2 separate regions of the Homo sapiens genome follow, and region 1 is linked to region 2. A link is a loop called in an ENCODE intact Hi-C map of the cell type or tissue named here. Cell type or tissue: mammary epithelial cell. All regions are shown on one strand. Each heading gives the region's core, and the rest is flanking DNA. Links, peaks and the distances in the headings are about the cores only. Region 1 has its middle 68 kb from the start of EDN1. Region 2 has its middle 65 kb from the start of TMEM170B.

Region 1 (11,643 bases), core at 1,590-9,589, 620 kb before region 2:
TCGTTTCCAGTACCCTCAGGCTGCTCCAAGAGCTCTTGCCTCTGGGCTTTTGAAGCGTTGCTCTTTCTTTACCTGGCTAAATACCATTTCTCCTTCAGGTTTCGGCTTAAATATCACTTCTTCCCCAAAGCCTCTCTGACCCCCAGGATGGTTACTGGCCACTCAGCACGCCATGCTTGCCTCTTTTCTAGCATTCATTCATTTACCCACTCACTTATATAATGATTATTTATTAAGCGCCAGCCAGAGTAAGGTGCCAGTGTATGGCAGTCCACAAGATGGACACAAGTCCTGTCTCTTGGAGCTAACAAAACATCAGCGAAGACAGGCATTAAATAAATCACTACACTTGGCCAGGTGTGGTGGCTCACGCCTGTAATTCCAGCACTTTGGGAGGCTGAGGTGGGCAGATCACTTGAGGTCAGGAGTTTGAGACCAGCCTGGCCAACATGGTGAAACCCTGTCTCGACTAAAAATACAAAAATATTAGCCTGACATGGTGGTGCATGCCTGTTATCCCAGCTACTCAGTAGGCTGAGGCAGGAGAACACTCGAACCTGGGAGGCGGAGGTCACAGTGAACTGAGATCACACCACTGCACTCCAGCTTGGGCGACAGAGCAAGACTCCACCTCAAAAAAAAAAAATTACTGCACCAAGAAATGTTTTATCTTAATTCTGAAGAGGCTCTAGGATGCAGTGGAAGTGTGTATCAAACTGGAGTAAGAGAATCACCCTTTGAGACTGTTTTGGAATTTTCTAAGTTCTTGTCTGTCTGCCTTCTGGGCTGTAGCATGCCTGAGCTCTAAATCTCATTTTTCTGAGTTATAGCCCCAGAGTTTAGCATAAGACACTCAATATGCACTCCATAAATTATAAATATTGCCGATATAAATATTACCATCTTGGAAATAGTCTCTACAAAGCTGTGTACTTTCTCACCTGTGACGAAACAGATTTTGAAGTACTTCTGTCCACAATTTTTATATGTCTCTGAATAGAGACAGTTAGTGGGGTGCACGTGTGGGAGAAGTCTTATAAAACTTGGGGCATTTTCTTTTTTAATATCTAGCCCCCCTTTCTTCCTCCTCCTTAGGAGGTATGAATCCTTCCCTGCCCCTCATCCCCCAGGCCTGAAGAACCTTTCCCCTTCCAACCCTCTCATAACTGGCTGCCACCATTTATGCCTTGCCTGAAGCTCATTCATACCAACTTGTTGATTCCCCCTGGTAGCTGCATTTTTAGACTTCTTTTCAATATCTAGCATGAAAGTTTGTATGTTCTGTAAAAGGAATGTCATGTGACTATGAAAAGTTAGGGGCACTTGAGATACGGGGCTCAGCATTGACATGTGAACTTCATTGCCTCACAAGTATTTGTGTTGTCATTGTGTGACAATACTGAGATATGTTACATATATTCTTTTGCATGACCCAAATACTGCCAATAATAAAATGTTTTTCTAGTTTTAATTCTTATTTAATATTCTCTTATTTTTAATTGACAAATAAGAATTGTATATATTACAGGCCAGGCGTGGTGGCTCACGCCTGTAATCCCAGCACTCTGCGAGGCTGAGGCGGGAGGATCATGGGGTCAGGAGTTAGAGACCAAGCCTGGCCAACATGGCGAAACCCTGTCTCTACTAAAATACAAAAAAAAATAGCTGGGCATGGTGGTAGGCATCTGTAATCCCAGCTACTAGGGAGGCTGAGGCAGGAGAATCGCTTGAACCCAGGAGGCAGAGGTTGCAGTGAGCCAAGATCGTGCCACTGCATTCCAGCCTCTGCAACAGGGTGAGACTCCACCTCAAAAAAAAAAAAAAAAAAAAAAGAATTGTATAAATTACAAGGTACAATAAGATGTTTTGATATATGTATACATTGTAGAAAAATTAAAGCTAATTAACATGCTAATTAACCTCACCTACTTACAAATTTTTTAGGGTGAGAATATTCAAAATTTACTCTTTCAGGTAAACAGGAGAAATAAGTGTTAGGGATCTATTGCATAGCATGGTGACCATAATTAATAATGATGTATTGTATACTGCAAAATTTCTAAGAGTAAGTTTTTAAACATTCTCACCACATAATAAAACTTTTAAATAAAAAATTACTGTTACTGAAGGCAAACTTGGTTAAACCAAGTTAAGATGAAACTGGTTTTTAAGAGGTTGAGGAGTCCTGAGTTGAAGGTACTACAAAATAGCTGCATGAGTTTCTCACCCTCTCCGTTACCACTCCCTTCCCCTTTGCTCACACATACCCAGGGATCCAGGGATCTAGGGCTCCTGGGCTATGGTGCCATCTGCCTTTGTATGTCCCTATCTGTGCTCCTATCTTTGCATCGGAATTTTGTCTTCAATCCTGCAGCTTGGCAGTTATGCTTTATGGCCCCAGACAGGCTGCTGACAGCACCCTCTAGATTCCCGAATCCCTGGGGAGCATGGACCTTATGGATGGGTGAAGAGTGTGTGTGTGTGTATATGCACATGCTTGTGTGTCCATGTGTTGGGGAGTCGTATTCAAGAAGATGGGTGAGAAGGAAGGACATGAGAAGATACCAGGGTCCTCAACTCCGGTTGCAAGGAAGAGCATTTCAGAACTAGGGCATCCCAACTACTTGGGGAGTAAAACTGAGAGTCTAATGATCTGTGTGCTCATAGGGGCTCCTGGAGTCAGTAAAGATCTTGGACATTGGTGCCAGTTATAAGCATCGAAGGAGTAATTGAAAGAGAAGAGGGCCAGGTGTGGTAGCTTGCACCTGTAATTCCAGGCGTGAGCCAACACACTTGGGGAGTTCAAGGCAGGAGTATTGCTTGCAGTCAGGAGTTCCAGACAAGCCTGGGCAACATAGTGAGACCCCTTCTGTAGAAAAAATTTAAAAAGTAGCCAGGCATGGTCATGCACGTCTATAGTCCCAGCTGTCAGGAGGCTGAGGCTGGAGGATTGCTTGAGCCCAGGAGGTCAAGGCTGCAGTGAGCTATGATCACACCACTGCACTCCAGCCTGGGTGACAAAGTGAGACCCTGTCTCTGGAAAAAAAAAAAAAAAAGAAAAAAAGAAGAGGAAATACATTATTTATATGCACAAATAATATGCCAGTCATATATGCCTATAATGTATCAGAAGAAATGTACTATAAATTATATTGGAGTAAAACAGCAAACTCTATTCCCATTCATGAAACATACATCAATAAACAGAGCAGAATTAAACATGGGCTACATCAGACTTTGAGTCAAAATATTTGGCCACAGTGGAGAAATACCAACCGCAGTTTTGCCTTGTTTCCTAAAGAGATGATCTTTCTGGAGGGGTTTTCTGAGATGAGGGGTTTCTCCCCTTTTCCCTTCAGTCTCCTCAGCCCCTTCTTCCTCCCCTTTAATACTTATAATGGTGAGAGTCTGTCAGGAATAACTCAAACAATGGATGACCTCAGAGAGTATAAGCATTTAGCGAGAACATCAGGTAGAGAGAGGGCTCAGGGAATAAGCCTAGCTGCAAAGAGTGAGGGGAAAGAGAATGAGAGACACACTTTTTTTGCTATTTTCAGCATTCGAGAGGGGAAAGTCCCACAGTAGAAGAGAGAGCCTGCAACAATGGAAGAAGGCTGCAGCCTGTATAAAAAAAATATTTTTACATGTGTAAGACATGCAGTTAAAATGTGCACACACAAATAAGCCAGAAAAAGAGCCATCTGACTCAATAATTAGTGTAAATATAACACTAATTTTAGTCCTGTGTGAAATTCCTCAAAATTTGTGATTAAATAACATGCAGTACAACCCATTTGTTCTTCAGCCAACATATACCAAGTGTTAATTGTGTGCTAGGCATTGTGCAATGTGCGCTCTTGCCCTCATGGATCTGACAGTCAAGTGGGCATGACAGTCGAATCAGGGAACTGCCCAGGAGAGAATGTGAGGCTGCACCTTTGATGGAGAGTTCCATGGTACCAGAGAGCATCTCAGAGTGGGATATACTCTCTTAGGAGGAACAGGAAAGGCTCTGAGAAATCTCTCCTGACAAATTATGTTTCTTGAGAAACAAAAATCCTACGGTTAAGATTGCTATTGCATTTAATAACAGTTGGAATTCATATTCCCTGGACCTCTGTTCTAGTTTGGCTATCACAGCGATGAGCCTGCCAGGTGAATTGAGCAAGTTGGGAACTTATTGTAAATGTCAGCTTCTGGCTTCTTTCAAATCACTCAAGATTTAAATATCAAAGATGCAACTTCAGGACTTTCTCTTTTCTTCTAACTTTACATGCAATGTCTGGTTTTGCTCAATTGTCTACTTATTTACCCATCAATAAATATTGAGCTACAGACACTGTACCCTATGTTAAGTGTTCAGAGCACAGAGGCTAGTTAGAGATACCAGGGTGTTAGGAAATGTATGAAATGAATATATAATTACAAATTGCAATGACTATTGCTTTATGGGTCAAAGTTTGTAATTATGGACAACAGGATACACTATAGACAAATTAAGCAGACAGGCGTGCATTAAGAGTACAGCTAGCTCCATATTCTAAAGAGGCCTAAAGAAACAACTCTAGGCCAAAATTCCAAGATCATCGCCCCCAACTATTGCAGAACTAGGCCACCGAGGGAGCTCCTGCCCTTGTTAAGGAGAGAATCTCACATCCTCTGCCAGGACCCCGGCCAGTCAGATGAACCCCTCTATCCAGCTCTCTCTCACCATGTAGCAGCATGTCTAAACCACCTCCCACAGGTATGTCTGATGGGCAGAATCTCAACCATTTCTAGAACCCAGCTGCAATGGAGCCTGGGAAAGGCAGTTTGAGTCTTAGGCCCTGCCTTCGAGAAGGAGACTGGAATGCATGTTAAGGGAGCCCCACACAGTTGGCTACGGCCTCCGAGGGAAAGAGCAGGGAACTGACAGAGAAAAATAACACCAGGCATCTGCTTTAGTTTGAGTAAGAGAACAAGGCCATTCCTAGGAAGCAGCTTTTAAAGTCAGTGCAGAGGAAGGAATAGGATTCAGTTCATCAGTGTGTGCAAAGGCCCTGAGGTAGAATTTGACAGTGAGAACACACAGGAAAGTGAAGGAGGAGACTACGTGGGGAACATAGAGCAAGGCCTGAGAAGCTTGGAGAGGTGGAGGGGCTGATTGTTCAGGACCTCATGCTTTATTCTACCTGCAGTGAGAAGCCCTGAGGGGCCTTGAAAGGGGGATTTGGGTCTACGTTGTCATTAACGCATAGCCGACTAAATATGCTGTAATTCATTGTTAATGCTTTCTTCTGCAAGAAGCAAGATATGTGACTAAAAGGGCCCTAGAGAGAAGCAATTCCAGATTGGCTCAGTCATTCAGTGACTCCTGGGCCCTGGGGCAGCCTCTTCGTGGTCCTTGGTGCTGCTCCCACAGGTTCACAAGACTGTGGTTGCAGTGCCAAGTATCACGTGCTCCCTCGAACGAAGGCAGGGACCGGAAGAAACCTCTCTTTGAAAATTGGGGAAGAAAACCTGTTTTCCAGAAACCTTCACATTCCTTTGCCCAGGATTGGGTGCCATTCCTCTGCTGAGCTACAAACACACCAGGAATGTGATTATCTGAGATTTTCAGATTCTACAGTGGGAGGCAACCAGTGCCGAGAAAGCGTGGCTTTCGATAGGGAACCACAGCAAATGCCAGAGCTGTATTTTATCACAGCCATAAACTCCACACACACTCATGTCATCCACACAGAGCGAGCACAGCCTCGGAAAACACCCAGAACAAGACCAAAGTGAGTCTGGACTTGCCCAGCTAGAGAACACTAGAAACCCTAAGGCATGGAACGGGATGTCTAAAAAAAATCCACACTTGTATAAATCAATCAGTTTTTCCTCGGCAATTGCACTACTTAGAAACTTTGTTTATAAATGTATCGTTAGCATATCCATAGCACGATAAAACCCTAATGACAAGGTGCTTGTAGTATATACCAAGCCTCGCCATCAGACACAGGCCCGGGCAGGGTTAGGCTTGCCTGTGTCTACCCAGAAGCCACAGATAGATAGACTCCCGTCAGTCCTCCTACATTAGTGCTTGGCCATTTGCACACATGCGAATAAGCCTGATGTTCTTCCCCCTCTCTGTGACAGGGTGCCAGCGTCAGAGGAGTCTACCTGGATTGTACTCTTTGTAGTTGGTGTTACTACAGATCAATCATTTCTCTTTTTCAGACCAGGAACAGCATTTTACTTTCCTTATCTAGTTCTATTCTTTCATCATCTCAGAAGAGTTCCAAATTTCTCCCTCCATCAAGTAAGGGGCTAAGTCGTGTTTTCCAGTTATTGTTGTTTGCACAAGACAGAGGCAGGCAGGCACACCCCCAGATATATGTTATTTTCTGTTTCTTTCTAATGCTTGTTGGATAGAGACTAACGACCCTGCCAGACCCCAACGCCATGAAAAATCTGGACTGCTGCCCTCTTGCACACTAAGGTGGAGTGGGGAATATTCAGCTGCCTCTTTTGTTCTCATTAGACTTTCCCTAATGTATTCCCAACTCCCTCTACCAAAATCCCGGCTCCGGCTGCTCTCCATCTGGGAGAGCAGGGTTTACAGCTGTCTCTGGCTCTGACAGTGTGGTTTTGTGACCAACAGCATGAGGGGCTTGCTGTTACATAGAATGGACTCTACTCCAGAGATTTGTCTGTGAAATGTCTAGTTGGAGGTGTAGAGAAAAGGAAAGAGGCAGAGGGATAGAGAAACAGAGAGGAGAATTTCTATGAAAGCCTTCAGCTAAATTCAAGATAAAGTGTAGAGTATGATAATGCATTTTTGCAGGGAGGGGTGTGGAGTCTCGCTCTGTCGCCCAGGCTGGAGTGCAGTGGCGCTATCTCTGCTCACTGCAGTCTCTCTGGCTCGGGTAGTCCTCCCACCTCAGCTTCCAAGTAGCTGAAACTACAGGTATGCACCACCACACCCGGCTAATTTTTGTAATTTTAGTAGAGGTGGGGTTTTGCCATGTTGCCCAGGCTGGTCTTGAACTTCTGCGCTCAAGCAATCTTCCTGCCTTGGCCTCTCAAAGCACTGGGATTACAGGCATGAGCCACCAGGCCTGTCATAATGCATTTTTAACGTTGCAAAAGAAGTGTTAGCTCTGCTTTTTCCCTTGCCTGCTGCCCTGCAATTTAGAGCTTTAATGTTCAGCATCCAACCTGAGGCCCCGCCGTCTCTGTAATTCCAAAGCCTCCTATGAATAATGAAATAGAGTAGGAGAAAGGAAAGAGAAGGTAGAAGAGAAGTGAATAGAAAAAAAATGAAGATTGGATGAAAGAAAAGAGGAGAACATGATTATAAGTGTAAGTGATGGGATAAAATTGCTGGGGAGAAAGAATTCGCTCAGATAGAGAACTCTTGTACCAAACATCTGAGAGCCTGCTAAGTGCCAGGCCCTCTGCCGGGCACTGAACGCCGAATATGCAGAGATGATCAAGAAAGACAACTTTCCTGCTTTCATAGAGTGTGCATTCTACCAAGGGAAACCAAGAATAAACAAATAAACAAGTGTATGACGTAAGGTCAACAACCGATAAGTACTGTGAAGGGAAATCAGAGTAAAAAGATAGGGTGCAATAGGAGCATGGCAGGAGGCAAAGATCTCTCTAAGGAGGTATCATTTGAGAAGGGAATTCAAGAAAATGAGAGAGCAAAGGACTTCGATGTCTGGGAAAAGGGCACACCAGGCTTAGGAAAACGGAGAGAAAATATCCAGAGGTGGAAACAGTCCTGGTGAATGGAGTGAGGGAGCAGGACAATGAGGGGGAGGGATGAAAAGGGAAGGATGGCCCAGAGAAGTGCCAGGAGGAGCCCTGGGAAATTGTAGTCAGGAGACAGTTTGTGCTTTGATTTTTATGTTAAAAAATGACTACGACACTGAAGAATGGCTAAAATAAAAGTGTTGGTGAAGATGTAAAGGAACCAGAATCTTCGTATCTTATGTGGGAATATGAGTCAATAAAGCCACTTGGGAAAATGGATTGACAGTATCTACTAAAGCTGAATGCACATATACTTTAAAATTTTTTTAATTATTTTTATTTTTTGAGATGGAGTTTCACTCTATCATCCAGGCTGGAGTGCAGTGGCGTGATCTCGGCTCACTGAAACCTCCACTCCCCGGGTTCAAGTGATTCTCCTGCCTCTCAGCATACCAAGTAGCTGGGATTACAGGCACCTGCCACCACACCTGGCTAATTTTTGTTTTTTGCTTTGTTTTATTTTTATTTATTTATTTATTTTTAGTGGAGTTGGGGTTTCACCATGCTGGCCGTGCTGATCTCAAACTCCTGATCTCAAGTGATCCGCCTGTCTCAACCTCCCAAAGTGCTGGGATTACAGGCGTGAGCCACCACGCCTGGCCCACACATATTCTTTTGACCAAGCAGTTCCACTCCTGCAAATAAATATACCCCCAAAGAGGCCAGGTTCAGTGGCTCACACCTGTAATCCCAGCACTTGGGGAGGCAGAGATGGAAGGATCACTTGAGGCCAGGAGTTTGAGACCAGCGTGGGCAATAAAATGAGACCCCCATCTCTAAATAAATAAATAAATAAAGCTAAAAATAAATAGAAAAATTTGAAAAATATACCCCAAAGAAATAACAGCTTCTGTTCACTAAAAATCGTGTACAAGAGCATTCATAGCATATTTACTCATAATAGCCCCAAGCTAAAAAATAGACCAAATGTTCTTTAACTTTACAAAGGATAAATAAATTGTGGTATATTCATACAATGGAAGATAACAGCAAAGAAAAATCACAAGGTACAGCTAAATACAAGAGAAGAAATTTTTTTCAGACCTAATGAAGAGATGAAAGAAACCAAATATGAAAGAATACATTCAGTATTTCTCCATTCATACGAAGTTCAAAAAAGTGGAGGTCATCTATCATGATAGAAGTCACATTTGTTACATTTGGGAGTTATAGACTGGGAGAGGTCATGGTTGAGGTTTCTGGGGTGCTAGAAGTGGTCTATATCCTCACAGATGTTCCACATACAATGTCTTCATTCGTTTGGGCACTATAACAAAATGCCTTGGACTGCATAATTTATAAACAACAGAAATGTAATGCTTATAGTTCTGAAGTCTTGGAAGTTCGAGATCAAGGTGCCAGCAGATTAGGTGTCTGGTAAGGGCAGACATGGATGTTGCCTTCATAGATAGAGCCTTCTAGCTGTATCCTAGCATGGTGGAAGAGTGAAAGGGGAGGTAAGCTTCGTCTAACCTCTTTTATAAGGGCATTAATCTCATTCAAGAGGGCTTTGCTCTCATGATCTAATCATCCCCTAAGACCTCACCTCTTAATACTATTGCACTGGGGGCCGGGCTTGGTGGCTCACGCCTGTAATCCCAGCACTTTGGGAGGCTAAGGCAGGCAGATCGCCTGAGGTCAGGACTTAAAGACCAGCCTGGCCAACATGGTGAAACCCCGTCTCTACTAAAAATACAAAAATTACATGGGCACAGTGGTGCATGCCTGTAATCCCAGATACTCCAGAGGCTGAAGCAGGAGAATTGCTTGAACCTGGGAGGTGGAGGCTGCAGTGAGCCAAGACTGTGCCACTGCACTCCAGCGTGGGCAACAGAGTGACACTCTGTCTCAAAAAAAAAAAAAAAAAAATACTATTGTGTTGGGTTTAGGTTTCAACATATGTATTTTGAGGAGGGGACACCAACATCAGACCAAAGCAAATGCATCTGTAAAAACTGAGTTGAACATTAAGATTTGAACCCCTTACGGAACATATGTTATACCTCAATAAATATTTCGGAAGATGAAAGGAAACAAGAAAAGACTGGCCTGATTTTCTGTAAGCATGCTGTGTAGGGTCAAGAATGGAGGCAGGGAGATCTTTAGGAGGCTGCTGCAGTAGCTTGGGAGAGGGAAAGTGGCTTGGACTAGGATGCTGGTAGGGAAGGTTCTGAAAATGGGTCAGAGTCAGGGGACATATGCTAATTTGGGATGACAAGACACGCTAACAGATTGGTTGTGGGATGTGAGATAAAAAGAGGAATCAAGGATGACTCCCAGGTTTGTGGTCTGGGAAACTAGGTGGAGGGTAGAGCTATTTGTGGACAAACAGGAGGGAAGAACCTAGAATCCTGTTTGGTACGCATGCCCATTGATATCCAAGTAAAGATGTGGAGTATAAACAGGGGTGCATATCAGTGTCCCTTAAAGGGGATTGTTGATATGCTTTTGGGAGTTACCAGCATATTCATGGTATTCAAAGCTATGGGGCAGATGAGAGCTTCAGGCGGTGGACTGTAGATCGAGAAGCGAGGTCTGTACCTAGGGGTACTCAAACATTTAGAGGCCAGGAAGGAAAAGAAGATCCAGAAAAGGAAACAGAGAAGAAGCCGCAGTGGGGAGGCAAAGGCAGGGAGAGGATAACAGGAAAAGTGCCTTGGAAGCCTAGTGAAGAAAATCAGGTGGAGCTGCAGATTCAAGGCTCAACTCCCAGGATTCAACTCAAATTGCAGACCAGTTTGAATTGGTCAGCAACAGAGCTACAGCCTCTCTGAACATTCAGAGGTTGCTGGCTCAACTGTTGCTGTAAAGTTGATAAGAACTGAGAGCTGATCATTGGATTTGGTAACATGGAGGTTATCAATGGCTTGGCAATGGCGGTTTCACTGAGTGTGTCAAAACTCAGATAGGAATGAGGAAATAGAGACAATCGGTATAGATAACTCTTGATGAGCTCACCATACAACAAAGCAGATACATGAGGAAGTGGAAGACAGGAGGATAGGACATTTTTATTTTAAGACGGGAAATATTAGAGCATGTCTGTATGCTAATGACAGATCCTGAAGAAAGGGAGGAAATAGTGATATGGGAGCAGTGGAGAAAATTAGAGTAGAAAAACCTTTAGCGGTGTCAGACAGATGGAACCCAGTGTTCAGAAGAGGGGTTGGCTTTAGACAGGATCAGAGACAGTTCCCCTTTTGTGGCAGGTGGGACGGCAGAGGGTCACCGGCAGCAGGCTGACTGATCAGGAGGTGGGAAGACATGAAAGTTCTCCTCGGGTTGCTTTTTATAGTATTGTAAAAGAAGGGGAAACGGTCATCATTTGAGAGTGAAGACAGAAGTTGGAGGAGAAAGGTGTGAACAGTTGTCTGGGAAAGAGAATTGTTTAGGGAATGAGCTGGGACTGCCTGGTAGAAGTAAGGGCACCCATGAGGTCGCATGGGTGCAGCGGATCAGTCAGCAGAGCTCTGTTATTCTCTACATTCAGTTCAGAATAATAAGAATTGGATTAAGCCAAAGACGGGGCTTTGCTAGGAAGGCTCAGTGAAAGAGGGAAGGTCAGGTGGCCACAATATATGGAAAGGAATCACTTAGTGATGCTTCAGGGAATCTAACCTGGGCAAGAAAAGAAGCAAGGACGTGAGCTGCTTGAAGGGGAAAAGGTGGGAATTCACAGGAAATAATCTGACAGCACCAGTTAAGATGAAAATAAGTATGCCCGTGGCATGGCCATGTCTTCCAGAAAAAAAACACATTTATCTGTGCACAGGGAGGTGTTCAAAAATGTTCACTGTAGCATCGTTTGAAATTGAAAACAAACAAATGGGAGAACCAAATGCCCATCAACAGAAACAT
Region 2 (11,643 bases), core at 2,297-10,296:
ACATAATAATTTACATAATTATGAAATAATATTCTGAGTATCATTTTATAGATATAAATGTCTACAGAATCTAAGTCTGCAAGTAGTAAGATGACGGGTGGATATATGCACATATATCTTCTAACACTTGTTTATAGGTAAGACCCATTCTTCATTGGAAGAAATAGAAACTCTTGTCATTTTTCTCACTGGTTCAGTAAAATTGCACTTGGAAACTTCAATGCAATCTTCTCTCTACTGTCCCGGCTGCAGGCCAGAACACCCAGTTTCTTCTTTTTTGCTGTGGGGCTTAAGACTCTAATGTATGCGGTTTATCTATTCTTTACTGTTGGCAATCTGTATCCCACACTCCCCTCTCCCTTATAATGAGAGCTTTGAAGGGAACAATTTTTTGTTGTTTCCTTGTTCCCCAAGTACACAAAGCAGTGACTGGCACATACTAGACACTCAAAATTAATTTTGAATGAATAAATGCATCTAGCCTCACTTCCAAAATTCAAAAACACCAGATATTTACCAGACACCAGTGAATACTTCTGATTAATGTGGACCTAAATGGAAGACTGGATTGGTATTAACATGGTACTTTCTGGAGAATAGAAAACTCAAACCCACAAACATACAATTAGGATTTGACAAAAGGGCCATCACGGGTGTCAAGAAGGATACATTTTAATGGGACAGACAGAAGAACCTGGACCATCTGGAACAACACACAGAAATGAGCCCCTGCCCACAAGCCCAAGGAATCTCTACCCTTAGACATCCTTGAAGCCAGTGCTCTGAAATGGCCAGTTTCCATCTTGTCTGTTGGTAGAAGAAAGGCTGCAAAGAGAGACTTCAGGATTTTCCCAAGCTCTCTTTTCCCAAGATTCTGTGAATTTCTCCGTCCATCTCCCAGGGGCAGGAATTCACACCACATCAAACCTCCCGACAATGCTGGCAGCGTGGCTGGTGTGAAAGAGACTCTGGACTTGGATCAAGAAGGGATGGAGTAGAGTGAGGCTGAGATCAAAAAGCAGGAAGAACAGCCTGGGGAAAGAGCTGGGGAGGAGCTGGCTCTGCTCTTTGCACTTACACCGGTTTCTACTGGACCAGCTTTAGTTCTGCAGCATTTTCCAGAAAGCCTTTTCCTGGCAACGTTGAGATTATTTCTAAAATAAACACAAACCACTTTGCATCTCTCTCCGTAGGCTGTGATGAACAGAAAGAGGCCTTGGAGAGCCGTGGGACTCAGGAGCTGGAGCCAGGCTTGAGACGGGGTCCAGAAGGAGCAAGATGGGATGCCTTTGGACTGAGACCTTAAATTCCACCCAGTTTATTACAACCATGCTCACTCCTCTACCTGCCCTGCCCCAATCGGTGCAAACTGCCTTCTCCAGTCTTGCTTCCTCTCTAATCCATAGGTTGTCTCTGTTTTAAGAAGGCAAGTGGCCAGTGAGAGCCTTAAACTACCTTAGTGTTCTCTAAATAAGATATGCCTCCATGGAGTTGTAAAAGTGGATCTTTGCATGTCACAAAATCACATATGCATGCCAGGGCCCTTTTTGCCATGGTGGGGAGTGGAGGGATGCAGTGAGACATGCTATATATTTCTTGTCTTTAAGACAACAATCTTGTTAAGAATGAAGACCAATTCTAATTGAATCCTAAATTCCTTTCCTTACCAACTGCAACAAGAGATGCCAATGCAAATCTATTTCTAGACTGAGATAGCTTCAAATTAAATTTGGAATAAAATTTCAGGAGAAGGGTCATTTCTGGCTTTCAAAGGCAAACCCAGAATCAGGCAGCCCCACTTCCTGTTAGGGTCACTTTCCCCTCTGAAAATGAATGATACATGGAGGCAGGGAGATGACAGGTGTTTAAAATTTAAACCATGTTGCCTGGGGTGGGTGCCGATCCTGGCATGCCGCCCTGGCACCCACATGATAATGAGGTGCTTGGCTGGAATCTCTGGCTGAGGGCTTTTGTTGGAAAAGGTAGCAGGCAAGCCCAAATAGCTCCCCAACAGATATAATGGCTTAATTATTACTTTAATCAGTAAGGCCGAGGTTCCTTAAAGGGCAGCTTCCTTCCCTTAGTTTTTTTCATCCCACTGGCTGCACTCACAGCTGACTGTTCTGAGCACGGTCCTGTAACGAGAGGGCACATGGCCAACTGGATCTTAAACCAGCTTTGTGCACTGTAAACAAGATGTACTCTAATTATAAAAGAGGGTAAATGGAAGAGCCCAACAGGCGGAGGAAATTGAACATGGGTACAGAGTCGGTTGACTCAGAGGTTAACTACCCATTGAAATGGAGTCTAAAATGAGAAGCGACCTTTCTTCAGCACGGTTTTCATTCCATGCTTGATCCACAAAGGAACAGATACTCCACAAGATAAAGGCACCCGTGGCTAGCGGACAGCCTTGACTTGGTTCGTTGGATTTTCACAAGCTTGCCAAAAAAAAACAAGGGGGTGGGCGAGGAGCATCTGCTTTTTACAAAGAGACTGAAATGTAAAATTAATGTTCCAGGTCTTGTTTTAGAAACATGCACCTCAGAGCAGCTAGGCTGCACTGTTTCTGTCTGAAAGGTTAGGATGGCTCATTTCAACGACCCATCCCACCCTCCCACCCTGCCCCACCTGCCTGCATTCAGCTCAGGGCAGCTTCTAAATAAGCCTCTTTGTACAAAGCCAGCGTGCCTTGCTTGCTCTGGGAAAAACTTGATAGTAGTGGCTTCCCTCCTCTCTGCCCAATCGCATTTCTGGAAAATGGATTTTCAGGTTTCAGTTTCACCCAACTCTACCCAGGGCTTGTTTTCCTGGAAGGTTCAAGTTTTCTTTGCAGATTTTTCCTGGGAGGCCTCAACTCTTTCCCCAGTCCTGATAGCTTTAAATTCTATTTTCAACCTTTGCACACGATAACCCTTTTTGTTCTCTTGGAGCCCTCATGCTGACACAATGCCCTTCCTCCTTTATAATCTGTCTGTCTTTCTATATATTTATCTCCGCAGGAATGTAGCACCAAAGAAAGAAAAGTTAGTAACAGGGTTTACTCCCTGCAGCCTAGTTGGCTGTTTATGTCTCTCTATACGAAGTATTCACCCCAGAAAGGAATGTGTACAGCTCTGGGCATCCCAGAAAACAAGCCATCCCAATGCCAGGTAACTCAGTCAAGCACAGAGGGAACTCATAACAGATATATTTTTCTTCCTTTGTTTTAGAACAAATGATGCCCGTAAGTGCTCAAATGTGAGTGGGGAAAAAGGAGGGTGTTAGAAGAAACAAAATAGTGGTGTTGCAACCGTGTTTTCTTCCTTTCCCAGGGCTCTGTGTGCACCCCACCCTCATGGCAGCCCAGCCAAGAACAGGAGATGATTCTTGACTGAAGGCTCCAAAATGACACCCCTGTTTTTGTTCTTTCCTGGGGTTCTCTGGGGACAGTGGCTGCCTGAATAGCTTCTCCAGTGATCAAGAGGTCCTGTCTGTGGTGTTCTGATGAGTTCTTTGTACTCTGTTTTCTATTCCAAGTTCCTAAAACAAAGGTGATGCATGTTTAACTGAGTATTCAAAAAAAGAAGCTTCTGGAAGCTGATAAAAATTGACTACTGTCAGTTTAGAGGCAGAATCCTTAGTTTGCTGTTTCTTCTTCCTCTTCTTTCTTCTTCTCCTCCTCCTCCCCCTCCTCACCCCCCCTTCCTCCCCCTCCGCTCTTCCTCCCCCACCCTCCTCCCCTTCCCCTCCTCGTCCCCCTCGCCTTCCTCCCCCTACCCCCCTTCTCCTCTCCCCTTCTCCTCCCCCCTCCTCCTTCCCCCTCCTCCTCTCCCCTCCCTCTTCTTCTTCTTTTTTTTGCTATTATATTCTTCCACAGAATCTTTCACATATCTGTGATGAAATTTTGAAAGTCAAGAATGTGTCTAGGGACCCGCGTAATAGTGAAAACCTGCTGATCACGGCCCTCCTGCCTCTAACCATGACAAAATCCACAAAATCGTATGTATGTATGACTTGCCCAAAGCACAAATTCTGATCCGTCTGTCCTCACCCCTTCCATCTCCCTTCCCTCCTTCCCACTTTACCAGCTAGTTTAAGTCATCCTGGTATTACTGCTTTTGCCAGGGGATTAAATTTCTTACTGCAATAAAACCTTCTCTTCCATGCTACCCTGTGAGGAAGCACCCGTCCTAACTCTATGGTCAGCCCCGTACCACCCAGCTGATCTCCTGGAGATAAGCATCAACTCTCTGGTGCTGACAACTTCCTCATCCTTCTATGTCCAGTCCATCAGCCCCAGACAGGGTGCCCTGCACAGTCAGTCCTGCCACCCCAATACTTTAGGTCATTTGGTACCTTGCTCCAACTTAGGAGGGCGACTTCTTGGTTACTCTGTTACTTTTCTCTCTCACCTCATGCCCTGCAATTGTGATCAACTGATAGGTGCTCTGGCCCAGCTTTCCAGGGCATGGCCCTTGTCATGTGTCTCTCCAACTACTCCCTGGTTGGGTCAATCCAAGACTCTGGGAATTCAAGGCCTGGCCATTACCAAGCCTACTAACTTTGTGGATGAGCCAGTGCTCATGGGAACCTGGTTTGAATTCTGATCAGGATAGTTGGACCTCAGCGTTGGTGAAGTCTTTAGGATGGGACTTGAAAGGAACGATCTGAGAAGGAAAACCAGATTCTCCATCACCCTTTTCTCATCTGATCTAAGAGCCTCTGCTCCTAAGATTCCTCTGTAGAAAGGCCCAGTCTTAAGAAGTGACTTTGGTTGGCTGAGAGACCCCAAGAAGTAATCCTCTGTGTTATTTCCAAACGGTAGAACCAAACTCAGGGTCCCAGTCAACCTCGCCTGGCACTGGAAAAAGGATGATTAGCTGATTGGCTGCTGCTGCTGGAACTCACACAGATGTCCTCTGGGTAGCTCAGCATTGCACATGAGCCCAAATAAGTGCAGGGATGAAACAGAGTCAATGCCTTCTGCAGCAGTCATCCCAATGCAGGTGGATTCAGTCAACATGTATCCCATGATGGGTACGTATTTTAAATCACTACAGGAAATGAAAAACCAATAGTCATTGCAGAGATAAAGACAGACATACACAAATAATAAAGGGCAGAGTGTACATTATTAATAATGATGTGTAATTACAGACCCAAATAAAGTGCTGTAGGAGCACAAAGAAGGAAGAAGTGACTTCCATTGGGAGAGAGGAGCAGAAGAGGGTGGGGAAGTGGGCTTTTGTCACCCAGGCCTTGTGAGCAGGATCTCAAAGAAGCAATTCTTACTAAATGAACTAAATGAAAAGTCTTTTGAGTGGCTATTTTTCTTGACTCATAGCTGTTGCTTCAGAACCTCTCCTGTCTTATATAATTACAGATTTTGAGGTATCTTGGAGGAAGGACTCCTAGGCAGGACAAATATTCTAAATATCAAATAACCAGTAAGGCACAGGCAATAGCCATGGAAATGGGCATACTGTGAACAATGGGCACAGCTGGGCTGGTGCACACCCACTGATATCATCCCCACTTCCAGGGGCCATTCGCAGAGGTAACAGATAAAGTCCAAAGAAGAAAGAAAAATAAGGCTAGAATGTACATATAGAGAAAATGAACAAAGCCTGTACATTTGGAAAGAAGCGGGAGTGGGAAGGGCAGGAAGATTAGGAAAGAAGACACAGGAATGATTTCAAGGGTATGAGAAAAATCAAGGCAGAGAAGTGCCACTGCAGCCCGGGAAACACAGTTTGAAAAAGGGGAGGCTAACGTGGCATGGGGAGGGGGAGGATCATGATTGAGGAAACGTCCTTTGGTCCAGGCATCCAGGAAGGCTGAGGTGGAAGAAGTCGGTGAGAGAGAGTGAGGGTGAGGCTTCTGCAGGTGTGGGCTGGGAGTGGACACTCCACCTCCAAGAAGGGTGGCCCTGGGAGGGAGGAGGAAGATGTGCTGGTAGATCAAAGGAAGAAGGAGGCTTGGGTTTTCTTTTTCCAGTGTAGGAGTCTAGGGAGATGTGAGACTATTCATAATCTGTAGCGAGAGAGTCACAGTGCAATGGAAGACACAGGTCATGGGACAAAATCAACGGAGATTGTAGGAGGACCAATGCTCAAGTTCAGGGACAAAGGGGACATTCTCCTGTAAGAGGAAGAGGAAGACATCATTCCTGAAAAGTTAAAGGAGAAAGGGACAGGTAAGAACAGCAAACATTCAGTGTGGTGAGACAGGTTGCAGAGTCCCTCTTGGATGAGTCAGAGGCATTTGCCAAGTAAGGTCAGGTGAGGGGCAGCAGTAGATGTGGCGCTGGGTCTGGCAAGAGTGAAAAAGGTTTGGAAGTCCCTGTCTGGTTAAACAGAAGAGAATGGGAATATACATGGGAGGTCTGGACCACACAGAGCCTTTAAAATAAAAGCACACATGCCCTGAAGGCTCACTAGTTTCTAACAGCTTAACTTTGAGCGTCCAGGGAAGAGTGAACACAATAAGACTAAGACTTTCTGAGAAAAGGAAAAGACTTGTATCCATTCCAAGAGTTGGTCCAACAGCAAAGTCAGACCTCCAGGTTGCTCCCTGCAGGGACAGCCTGCCCACTCCCAACCTTACCTTTGTAACCTGATACCTGTTCCCCCATCTAGCTTTCAACCCTGAGGCCCACGCCCCCGACCCAGGACCCAGCTGTGAGTCTCTTGGAAGTCATGACCCCAGGCATGGCTGGAGCCAGCCTAACAGAAAGGAACAGCAGGAAATTCCCTATATGATGGATAGAATGAGGTGCATGCAGAAAATGTGTTACCACTTTAGAACTTCCTATTTCACTATTAGAAATGTGCCTTTAAGGCCGGGCACGGTGGCTCATGCCTGTAATCCCAGCACTTTGGGAGGCCAAGGCGGGTGGATTGCCTGAGCTCAGGAGTTTGCGACCAGCCCGGGCAACACAGTGAAACCCTGTCTCTACTAAAATACAAAAAATTAGCCAGGCATGGTGGCGGGCACCTGTAATCCCAGCTAATTGGGCAACTGAGGCAGGAGAATCGCTTGAAACCGGGAGGTGGAGGTTGCAGTGAGCCAAGATTGTGCCACTGCACTCCAGCCTGGGTGACAGGGCGAGACTCCGTCTCAAAAAAAAAAAAAAAAAAAAAAGAAAAGAAAGAAATGTGCCTTTAAAATCAAAATGGGAAGAAATAGTAACTAGGTTGAGTGATGGATGGGTTAGCTGGATGGCGGTAATCATTTCACCATGTGTACAGATATCAAAACATCATGTCATACACCCTAAATATATGCAATTATTTGTCAATCATACCTCAATAATGCTGGGGGGAGATATCAAAATGGGAAAAGCAGCACATAAAGAGGGAGGTCAGTTGTGGGCAATTGTGGATTGCCTTGACCCTCTGCCTGTTTCTAAAAATTAGCCAATATCAGCTATCCCAGGGAATGAGAGTGGTGGAAGGTGACTGGGATAGGCCATTTTGGAAAACAGAGTGGAACTGGACAGACTGCTACAGTGAGGACTTCAAGCGACAGGAACACTGAGTACTTGAGATTTTAGGATGAGAGGGAAAAGAAATGGAGATGAAAAGCCTATAAAAAGGAAAGGTAGACGGGAACCAAAACAAAATGAAGCCTTGTATGCTCCATAATTTTACTTGGAGTTGACTTTGTCTGAGGGACAGTGGAGTATTTTGAGAAAGAACCAGTCAGCAGAGAATTTTGCAGAGCCCAGAGTGGGATTAGGTCAGAGTTTATTCCGGCAAAGCAATCCACCCAGGTTCAGCGGAATCAAGTTAGGGAGGTCTGGAAGGAGGACGGGAAAGAAGGAAGAAGAATGGGAAGAAGGGAAGAAGGAGGCGGGAAAGGGCGGGAGGGAGCCATATGGGAATATTTCGAGAATCCAGAGCTGGTTCCACAGACACATTTCAACATGGGAATGCCAGATGCTAGCAATGATTGGATACTGCCTGGTTCAGAAGGATGAGCTGCTGGGCACCTAGGCCCCCCAAAAGTCCACGCAAGCTTGAATATTCTGACTTCTGGCTTAGCCCCCTCCCTTCCTCCCTTCTGAGTATTAGTAACATAACATTCTTTCGATAATTTTTCTTTTAAAGGAGATACTACTCTTACTAAAAGGTCAACCAGCTAAAAATATTTTGCTCGGATTTTCCATGCACTTCTGTTCATGATTTCTTTGCTTCCAGCCTTGCCTGGGAGAAATGACCGAAGCATTTTCCACCCGCAGGGAATCGTTTTCCAGGCATTGGTGCCAATGTTTGTCTTCTCACTCTTCCTTCCCTGCTTTACCCTTTTTGGTCTTATCAGTAACTTTCGGAAGAACCAAATGAAATATTTTATTTTTAAGGAAAGAGTCCAACCTCTCTTTGACATTTTAAGCCAAAGGGCCCGAGTTCCTTTTTAGTAAACCCCTTTACGAGAGCAGAGGCAGGGCCCTGTGTCATGCGGGATGGAAATGGGGGTTTTCCTTGAGGCAGGACCCCAGGTGTGATGGGGCACCTGATGGCCCATGGATAGGAACAGCAGCTGTGCCCCTGGTATAACAATTTGAGGGGTGCCCCAAATGGTACCTGGAATTCCTACTGGCAGAATCACTTTTTTGGGCCAAAACATGGAAGATCTCTACTCAACCTTCTCTTCCTGGAATGCTCTTTCCTCCATTTCTCTACCAGGTGAAATTCTACTCATTCTTGGGATGGAGTCTCACTCTGTTGCCCAGGCTGGAGTGCAGTGGTGCCATCTCGGCTCACTGCAACCTCCGCCTCCTTGGTTCAAGCGATTCTCCTGCCTCAGCCTCCTGAGTAGCTGGGATTATAGGCACATGCCACCACGCCCTACTAATTTTTGTATTTTTAGTAGAGATGGGGTTTCACCATGTTGGTCAGGCTGGTCTCAAACATCTGAACTCGTGATCCACCCACCTTGGCCTCCCAAAGTGCTGGGATTACAGGCGTGAGCCACCGCACCCAGCCCTACTCATTCTGTAGTACACAGCTCAAAGTGTACCTGCTTGGGATTAGTTGTTTTGTTTTCTAGGTTCTCATAGCAGCTGACTCCTACCACCGTCATGGTACTCAACTTATCATTTATCTGCTTGCGTGCCTGTCTTTCCATAGCACACCCTGTCCCCGTGAGACCCTTCCGTGCTTCCAGGTCAGCCTCAGTCTGATTATCTAAGTAAAAATAAGACCTGGAACTTAATGGGTACTGTTAAAGAAAAAATTATGCTGACACTTGTCATTATGGCAAGGAAGACTATATTCAAAACTATTACAATAGGAGAGAGAGATTTAGTTCAACCCCAAATGCAGCAAGGATATGCAGGGATTTACAGCAAGGAACAGAGTGAGGGGGAAAGTGACTAGGAATTACTAAGAGGAGACCTCAGCAGGAGGGAGATTCTGGCTAAACCGACATAGCAGGATTCTTTGCTAAAATTTGTCTGGACAGAACAAGGATTGGGGGGGCCACGGTCAAGGCCTAATGAAAAAGAGGGCTTAGAGGAGCCTAACTAAATTTTGGTCATGGAGCAACTCTTTGTCAGTACCAAAGAGTTTATAAAATGAAAGGATCTATCTCTAAGAAGTAGCTCATTCTTGTCATTTAGCCCTATTCACCTTCTTCTCTCGGTAAACAGTTACTAGCCATGTGACCAAGATTCTTTCTTTGACCAAACTGTAGGAGGATCCTCTGAACTCTCTTCTCAACTATGCCTTGACCTTTGGACTTCCGTGTCAGTCTTTGCATTGCCCAATTTAGCAAGAATCTTGCTAAATCTGTTTAGCCGGAATCTCCCATCCTCGGTATCTCACCAGGTTCCTCGTCTCCACCGTCTCCTAGGTGATATGTGATCACACTGGTCTGTCTTCAGTCAGAATCCTGCTAGGTTACTTTAGCAGAATCTCCTGTTACCTTTGATGTTTTCTCTAGGAATTTTTCGTCCGCTGACCTTGTGTACTAAGAGCTGAGCCCAATCTCTCATGCCCACTGCAAAACCCCCCTGTGGTAGTCTTGATACCTACCTCGATAGTCCTGCTGAATAAAGTCTGCCTTACCATTCTTTAACAAGTGTCAGGAATAATTTTTTCTCGGACATGTTTTGTCACCAACCCTGGCTAGAGAACAAGCTGCATCCCTGGGCATTGCCAGGGGACTGGGAGGGTGGGCCTGGGGGCTGTGCTCTGGACAGGGAACCTGGGGCCATGGGTTCCTGAAGGCCAGGGTGCTGGAGGTAGGGGCTGCTGAAGACCAATCTCACCCCCATCACAATTGTGCCTGAAGCCAACCCTTGCCATCAGGATGCCAAATTCTTCTCTTATCCAATGAAACTTTCAACCTGTTTCTATTTCCTAGTCAAGGAGAGTTTCTTTTTTCTTTTTGCCATTAAAAATATTTTTATTTAAATATTAAAAAGTAGCATGCCTTTTTTGTTTCAAGGTCTTTTGTGTTTTGAGAACATCCTTCAGCCCAAAAGTGGTTCCCATGGGAATTTCTTTTAAGGCTACAAAACCCGAGAATGCAGGAGTGAATGGTAGACAGCAGATGTGCCCAGGGGAGGATGAAAGTAAAAGCTGAGTTCTGCTTGTTTTTAACCTGTTTTTCTCAGGATCGTCTCCTCCCATAAGGAGCTTTGTGTCAACATGATATGACTCTCCACAGAGTTTATAGAACTGGGCAGAGATCATCTGATCTGTCCCTGACATGTCAAAGCTTGGAAGGAAAAAGAAAAAGGAAGGGAAGAAAAGAAAAAGACTGAGATAAAGAGGTAAAGGCATTTGCTGAAGTCCCCAACTGTCTCAAGGGGCAGGACAGGAATTTCCATGTCTCACGAGGGAAACTTACATGCTGTTGGTGGGCATGTAAACTATTACAACCACTATGGAGAACAATATGGAGATTCCTCAAAAAATTAAAAGTAGAACTACCATATGATCCAGTACTCCTACTTCTGGATATATATTCAAAGAATATGAAACTACTATGTCAAAGGCATACCTGCCCTCCCCTGTTTATTGCAGCACTATTCACAATGGCCAAGATATGGAATCAACTTAAGAGTCCATCAATGGATGAATGGATAAAGAAAATGAGGTATATTCACACACAGTGGAATTCTATTCAGCCATATAAAATAATGAAATCCTACCATTTGTGACAACATGGATGAGACTGGAGGATGCTGTGCTGAGTGAAACACAGGAAGGCAAAACACAAGACCTCATTTCTATGGGAAATCCAAAAAGGTCTAACTCATAAAAGCAGAGTGAATGGAGGTTACCAGGGGCTGGGGGGCAGGGGAGAGGCGATTAGGGAGATGTTGGTCAAAACATACAAAACTTCAATTAGAGGAATGAGTTTCAAGAGATCTGATAACATGGTGATTATAGTTAATACACTTGAAATTGCTAAGAAAGTAGATTGTAAGTGTTCTCACCACAAATAAATAAGTACAGTTATGTGCTAAATAACAACGTTTTGTTCGATGATGGACCCCCCCATGACAGTGGTTCCATAAGACTGTCAAAGAGCTGAAAAATTTCTATGGTTTAGTGACATGGGGCAAGGCATTACTGGTGTTTGTGGCGATGCTGATGTAAGCAAATCTGCTGCACTGCCAGTCATGTAACGGTCTACCGCATACAATGA

What was found. Hi-C counts contacts between places; a loop is a spot of excess contacts. Peaks named below come from ENCODE experiments on the same cell type or tissue, not always from the same donor. Only the 100,000 strongest peaks of a DNase experiment are listed, where the experiment ranks them.
Region 1: a loop joins it to region 2, with 4 times the contacts of the local background. A loop is called at or near these places in 3 of 110 quality-filtered maps.

The regions. Positions count from the first base shown.
Region 1 is chr6:12,216,974-12,228,616 of GRCh38, reverse strand. No RefSeq gene overlaps it. Among named protein-coding and RNA genes, the nearest start is that of EDN1, 68 kb to the left of the region's middle. In mammary epithelial cell, for the core only: no CTCF peak of the experiment used is centred there; a DNase peak (open chromatin) is centred at 5,866; H3K27ac peaks cover 735 bases.
Region 2 is chr6:11,596,995-11,608,637 of GRCh38, reverse strand. No RefSeq gene overlaps it. Among named protein-coding and RNA genes, the nearest start is that of TMEM170B, 65 kb to the right of the region's middle. In mammary epithelial cell, for the core only: no CTCF peak of the experiment used is centred there; no DNase peak of the experiment used is centred there; H3K27me3 peaks cover 286 bases.